Linked DNA regions of Mus musculus: region 1 is linked to region 2. A link is a loop called in an ENCODE intact Hi-C map of the cell type or tissue named here. Cell type or tissue: left cerebral cortex. All regions are shown on one strand. Each heading gives the region's core, and the rest is flanking DNA. Links, peaks and the distances in the headings are about the cores only.

What was found. Hi-C counts contacts between places; a loop is a spot of excess contacts. Peaks named below come from ENCODE experiments on the same cell type or tissue, not always from the same donor. Only the 100,000 strongest peaks of a DNase experiment are listed, where the experiment ranks them.
Region 1: a loop joins it to region 2, with 2.1 times the contacts of the local background. A loop is called at or near these places in 2 of 42 quality-filtered maps.

Annotation. Positions count from the first base shown.
Region 1 is chr3:18,664,420-18,667,971 of GRCm38, reverse strand. No RefSeq gene overlaps it. Among named protein-coding and RNA genes, the nearest start is that of Gm30789, 23 kb to the right of the region's middle. In left cerebral cortex, for the core only: no CTCF peak of the experiment used is centred there; a DNase peak (open chromatin) is centred at 2,041.
Region 2 is chr3:18,729,889-18,733,440 of GRCm38, reverse strand. No RefSeq gene overlaps it. Among named protein-coding and RNA genes, the nearest start is that of Gm30789, 89 kb to the right of the region's middle. In left cerebral cortex, for the core only: no CTCF peak of the experiment used is centred there; DNase peaks (open chromatin) are centred at 1,758 and 1,970.

The DNA.
Region 1 (3,552 bases), core at 533-3,032, 66 kb after region 2:
TCTGACGGAATCAGATCCAAGCAAATACTGACTAAAATGGGCAATGTACAAGTTCAGTGTGTTCTCTCAGCGTCTGGGCTGCCAGATTCTGTCTAATCATAATTGATAATTCTAAAAGCCACAGTTACATAGTGACTGTTAAATTTTTGCCTTCTTTTGCATTCATGAATGTGTGTGTGCACACACGTGTATGTGTGTATGCACATGTGAATGTGTATGTGTTGAGGCCAGATTATCATATATATGTCTTCCTCCCTCAATGCCTCTCCAAATTAATTTTGAGACAGGATCTCTCACTGAAAATGAATCTCACTGGCTAGACCCTCTGGTCAGCAGGTTTCAGTGCCCCTCTTATTTCTGCCTCTCTAGCCCAGCTGTATTAGAGTTGTATGGCACAGCTGCAGGATCTGAACTCAGGTCTGTCTGCTTGCACAGTGAGCACTTTCCTCACTGGGCTATTGCCCTAGCTCTTTCCTTCTCCTTTAAATGTAAGTAGTTCATCAGAAAAGTCTCATTATACACTGGCACCAAGCCGCTTAGCTGGGGTATACTACCTTGACACTTAACACTGGTTATTGTTTTTTTTTTTTTTTCAGACACAGGGCTCATGTAGGTTGGCCTCAAACTCAACACAAAGCCAAGGTTTGCTCTCAATTCCTGATTCTCCTGTCTTCTGTGTGAGGAGTTTACAGGTATGTACCACCAAACCTGGCTACCTTGTCCCTATTGAAAAAATGTTAAATTGTCTTATAAAACCTAAAAATAATAACAGTTGTGTAGTCATTTAGAACCTAAGATTAGGAATCATACAGGCTGGGTTAAGTTTCAAGGATTGTTTATTTATTAGCTTCTGATCTTGAGCCTCAGTGTTTTTACTCGTCAATGGACTAAATGGAGTACATGTCTTATTAAGATAAGGGGCATGGACGTCATTTAACATGCTTCTTAGTGTTTACTAACTGCATGGCAAATGGCAGTTGCTCCTATGAGAAGGAGCCATTGCGAGTGGAAGGAAGACGCTGAAATGACCAAGAACTGTTATGGTGGTTAAGGGTTCTTCCATGGCAAGTTGGAGTATGACATGTTACACTTGGTCATTTGAGCATCCACCCTTGTTGAAGCATGATGTAAGGATTGCACACATTGTTGATGCTACTGCAGACACTTTATGGACCCAGCATATTTTGCTCCATTCCTGCAAATATAGTTGTTTCCTTCCCAGACTGAACTGATGTGTATGTAAAGGCCACACTTGTAATACCTTTCGTTGATTCATGTTTCTCCCAGTTTGAAATATATGTGACAGCCGGACGGTGGTGGTGCATGCCTTTAATCCCAGCACTTGGGAGGCAGAGGCAGGTGGATTTCTGAGTTCGAGGCCAGCCTGGTCTACAAAGTGAGTTCCAGGACAGCCAGGGCTATACAGAGAAACCCTGTCTCGAAAAAGCGAAAAAAAAAAAAAAAAGAAAAAAGAAATATATGTGACTAAGAATGTTGTTGGCCTATTACATACATGTATGAAAAACAAGCATATTTTTCACTTCTGTTTTTGCAAAAAAAAAAAAAAAAACCTTCTGTAATTTCAACTTTCATATTATCTTTGTACTCCTTCCCCCTACTTAATCTTTTCCAGAAATTGAAAGAGTTGATCCTCACTTGCTATTTTCAGTTAACTGGTTTCATCTACAATGATTTGTTTTATGTGGCAGCATTTTTAGGTGCCAGATGCCTAAAACACATAGGTTAAAAGCAGGTCAATTTCAATACAAGGCTATCATTTTACAGCTTAATGAATATATTTACAAACTCCATAGTAACAGGCTTGTTAACAGAGGCACAGTGAAAATTTTTCCTCAGCATATACTTCAGTATAAAAATATTTGCTTCAGATCCTACCCACCTATTGGCTGCTAAGGCCCAGCACTTGAATGCATGGCTTGTGGAAGTTTGAAGTGGAAGAAAAAGAGATGTAGCTTGGGGCTCTTGTTAATGGTTACAGCCTCCTCATTACCGGCAGCCAAGGCTGGCAAAGTCCACAAGAAACAGCAGGGCTTAAATAGCTCACTGCTAATCCTAGCAGGGTTCTTGTCAGTCAAATACATTCACTGCGTACCTATTGTGTGCAGAGAACATCTTTTTACTTGCCAATTCCACACTGAGAGGTTGGTTAGCTCTTTTTATCTTTATGACCTGCAGACTGGTAACAGCCTTTCTAACAGTGTGTTCATTTTAACAATAATTTATTCCAATAAAAAAAGGTGGATGTTCCCTAGATATAGCCACCATATGCCCTAAATTTTCTGTGATAAACTTAATTTCATGTAGTTTTATTTTCCTTCCAATAAAGGCAATTAGTGAAAGACAATGAAATGTGATTTCAGTGTTTCCTATTGTTCTCAGGTTTTATACAATGAGTTGATGAATCAGAAAAAAATGCTAGATTATGTTTATGGATGTCTAATTTGGGAATTATGGTTGCTGGGTACCATGGTGTTCTTTACAAATGGGATTATCTTTTACATTTTGCACAAAACTCATGTTTCAGATTCACATAAGCCGGAATCACAGACAGCTTTGTTCCAGTAATGTCTTTTTACTCCTCCAGTAAGGACCTCTCTGAGATAATCAAGGATCTCACATATCAAGAAAATTTAGATTTCAAAAGACCTAACTTACTTTGCCACAAACAACAGTGTTCACAGAGTCACAGATTTGGACAGATCAGTCAAGGTTGGTAGCAATTCACTGACTTTAGAACTGGTTTTGTCTCCATTCCTGTCTTCTGGGTAGTCTTTCTTCTTAATCTCTACAGACCATCATGGCACCTCCCATGAGCCATCAGTGTCTCCATGTGGCCTCATTGGTTCTAGAACTTGCATCTTCACACCTCTCTGGTGAAAAGTTTTGTTGTGTGCCCTCCTTGGAAGAAGGAAGCTCTTCATCCCCAGCAGCTCAACAAATATCTACACTATGTTTAGTTACTGTGTTGGTTCTCCTTGTCCAGAGTCATGATACACAGAAATCTTAAGCCAGCTAGCTCCCCTGTAACATTTTGGAGTAAAATAAGTCTTGTGCGCAGCATTTCAGATGACTAAAAGCTATTCTTCTAAAGCAAGCTTGAGTTCTGTTATGAGGAGATATGAGCGATCTTGACAAGATAAAATGACAAAACTTTTCTACAAATCTTCTACAAAGCCACAATTTCCTGAAATAAAAGTCTACACTGTAAAAATAGTAACATATGTTTATCTGTGAACTAGGAGTGTTCCGCTAGACTCACATGCTATAGAAAGTTTCTACCTCCATTAGCCAAAATTTTATGCCTCAACAAAGTGGTTCCTAGAGATCTTGGGTTCACTTATAAGTTGTAAAAATTATAAGCCTTAAATCAGGAAACTCCAAATGGCCACAAGGAAGATTTATAATACTAATATTTCCTTTTAGAACTACAGGGCTTATGGAGACAATGTAGGTTCTTCTGTTCACTGAAAGAGAGAAAAATTCTAAAATTATGGCTCTAAGGTAATAAATACTCTTAATATAGTGTCTCTC
Region 2 (3,552 bases), core at 429-2,928:
ACACAGTGGCTGATTTGGAGAGAATTAGAGTATTTGCATCTACAGAAAACTTGGAAAAAGGCAAAAAATTGAAAAGAAAAATGAGTAAATTAACCAGGATAAGAAGCCCCACTCCATCCTAACAGAAAGCTCAAAAGCAAACCACTGGTAAAACACCAACTGTCTATGCCCCAGTGTAGGAGAATGCCAGGGCCAGGAAGCAGGAGTGGGCATGCGGGTGAGCAGGGGGAGGAGGGGAGGAATAGGGGGCTTTTGGAGGAAACTAGAAAAGGGAATAACATTTGAAATGTAAATAAAGAAAATATCTAATAAAAAATAAGTGAAAGAAGCTATTTATAACAGTAAAAAACCAAACCAAACCAAAAAACCAAACCAACCAACCAAACATACAAAAAACCCACCAGCCTGACAAAAACTGGTCTTTGGTTGCTCAAATGTTTGTGAAGATAGAAAAAGAAGGGATTTGATAACTGATGGTCAAAGCAAGAATCGGAGATCAATAAGACTGAAGATGTTCAAAGTGTAGGACTCAGAAGTTGAGGACCTCCCAGGAAACACCTAAACAGTGTCTGGAAATTAAATTCAAAGATCAAAGCAGTAAAATTTATAATGCCAAAAATATAGAATAAATGTCTCACAATAGGTGAATGAGGTTTTCTTACTGAACTGTAATGAATGTACATGACAATTAAAATTTGTGACATGTTCCTTTAAATATCAACATGAGTAAATCATAAAAGACAACATAATGGTAAGTGCCAAAAATATATAGCATGGAGAGACCACCAGATCATATATTTTTAAACATATATTTCAAAATAGTGGTTCACCTGTTGTGAGAGGATGGTGGAGTTGGTTAGATACAGCTTTGAAACCTTTCAAATCTTACTTTTTAAGGAATACAGGGTTGTATAATGAAAATACAGAAACTGGTACTGGCTGCTTAATCCCAAAGGTAAAGGGATCTCTGGGTATTTGTCCAATAATACTTTCTGTATGCTTGAAATTTATTTTAAAATAGAGCACTAGTAGTATGTTTATTTCAAGCATATTGTAAGTACTGTATTAGTCTAGGCATGCTTCCTAAACAGAAAGCCGAACAAAAGCAAGCGAATGAAACACAAATGAAGAATGATATTTGGACACAAAGATTAATACATCTCATTGGCAGTGTGTTCCGACTTGGGTTCTACAGGAGCAGCCTCTTGGGCAGCAGTTCTCAATCTGTGGGTCATGACCCCTTTTGGGGGTCATGTATCAGATATCTTGCATGTCATATATTTACATTAAGACTGATAACAGTAACAAAATTACAATTATGACTGGAGGGGGGTTACAGAAACAAAAACGTGAGCTGTATTAAATGGCTGTAGCATTAGGAAGGTTGAGAACCACAGCTCTAAGGCTTTAAGCAGTCTAAAAAAGTATGTAAGCTCAAGCCCAGCTGCTTATATACAGGGAAAGAAAGAATTTGAAGAGGTTAGCTTTTTTACTTAAATCTTTTTTACAACCTTTCTCTGTTCAGGAAAGGGGTCAGAGGAGTGCTGTGGCTGTGAAGTGTACTGAAACGTGGGTCCCATGATCATCAGACTGTAAGTATAGATGATTTAGAAAACACATCTGATTTAGGAGAAAGAAAAGCCCGGGGATGCAGGGTAACAGAAGGTTTATTTTGAAGCCAGTAAGCTATAAATTTTCTAACACAAAGTCAAGTCTGCCTGGAAATTCAGAGAGTTGGTCCTTCATGGTAGAAGTAGGGAAAGATAAGACACTCTCTGACCATCAGCTGCTCTGCTGGCCTTAACCCTCTCACAGCTGGAAATGAGGCTCCTGGTAAATATCACAGTCCTGACGAGGGATGCTGTGGTGCCAAGGGGTTAACAGGCACTTTGTGTGAAGTTTTAATATTCCACAAATGAAATGTGCATGTGAAATGGGGGAAAAAAAAAAAGAGGAAAAGATTATATTTGTCAGCTGGGCTGCCATATGCTGTTCTGGCCAGAGCACAGCAAAAATGGTGACAGTTCTTTCCTGAATGAGAATCCCTGTCAAGTCCTGATTTCATGTCTTTTCTTTGGGCAACCAAGAGGTTTCTTCAAGACCAGGGACTCAAAGATCTGTATTCCTGTGGGATATCTGGAAGCTACTTTTAAAAAGCACAATGTTGGCACTATTTGGTTTGGGGTTTTAGAGGTAAAAAAAAGTCACAGAATTCACTGCATATGTTTTTCTTTTATTTTGTAGATAAAATTTGCCTTCAGGCTAAGAACAATCCTCTCAAAGAATGAATAGCTACCTGAATGACAGGTTTGGGTTATTATGGGTCTGTAGTTGTCAGGAAAGTCAGTATCAGTTTCACAGAAGATTGTCCTGGGCCAGAGGTGGGCAGGTCTTTGTGAGTTCAAGGCTAGCCTGAACCCTGTCTCCAAATATAAGAGGTTTTCTTGTACAAATTTGGCCAACTATGATAACTATGTTTTATAGAAATAAATGTTCAAATCTATATATCATAAGAATAATGAATAAGATGATATAGTCTTTGGGATGTGAGAATGTAGCTGTTTTAAAATTATATCTTTCTCTCTTTGCATAAAAAATCCTGTACTAAACAAAATTACTTTTTTTTTAAATAAAGTTTCATGAGTTCTCTTTATAGACTGAATAAGTGATATAATCCCAAAATCTTGAAGATGTAAAAGTTCAGAAAATAAAAACTTGCTGTAGTCTAAATATAATAGTACAATAGCTCGCTTATTGTCAATCAGTGTATAAACATGACATAGCGTACTTCACAACATATTATTATTCTGTTGATAATTCTTAGCTTCATGGATGCTTCAGTCTTTGTGTACTATTCCCCTATTGTTTGCCAATATTCCCCTTTCTCTCAATTTACTTCCTACCCAGTAACAAGGGAGTCAAACCTTTTGATTGGGTGACTTTTCTTTGCAGAAGATGCCACTCTTTGTGCAAAAAAAAAAAAAAAAAAAAAAAAAAAATGCAAATGGATGTCATGCTGTCCCATCAACTGTCCTACAAAATAAGTAATGAGCTGCTTTTTGACAATGTTGCTATTTAATATACATTGGTTATTTTATCTTCAAGATTATCTAGGGTAATATTTACTCTAGATCTACGTAACTACCTGGGTTAGACTCAAGTAATATAATGATGAAGAGTCAAAACACTGGCTGTTATAGTCAGTTGCTATGGTTATGATATGAGGCCTAGTTTAGAAAAGACATACTATTAGTGGGAATAATTTCTGACAAGTATTAGCACGTTGAGAGTTCTAAGTATAGATGGAAAAATAAAGCTAGAACATAGGACTTCACTTCTTTGAATTTTAATAAATCTATCAAAAATAGGAAAATAAAAAAGTAAGTAAATAAAGAAAAAGAACCAAGTGGAATTTCAAAGGTGGATTGCTGGGCATGGTGGCACAAACCTGTAATCCTGTCACCTGGGAGTCTGAGGTAGGAGATTGGGAATTTAAGACCAACCTATGCTATATTGTGAGTTCAAGGCAGGAAGAACTACATAGTAAGACTT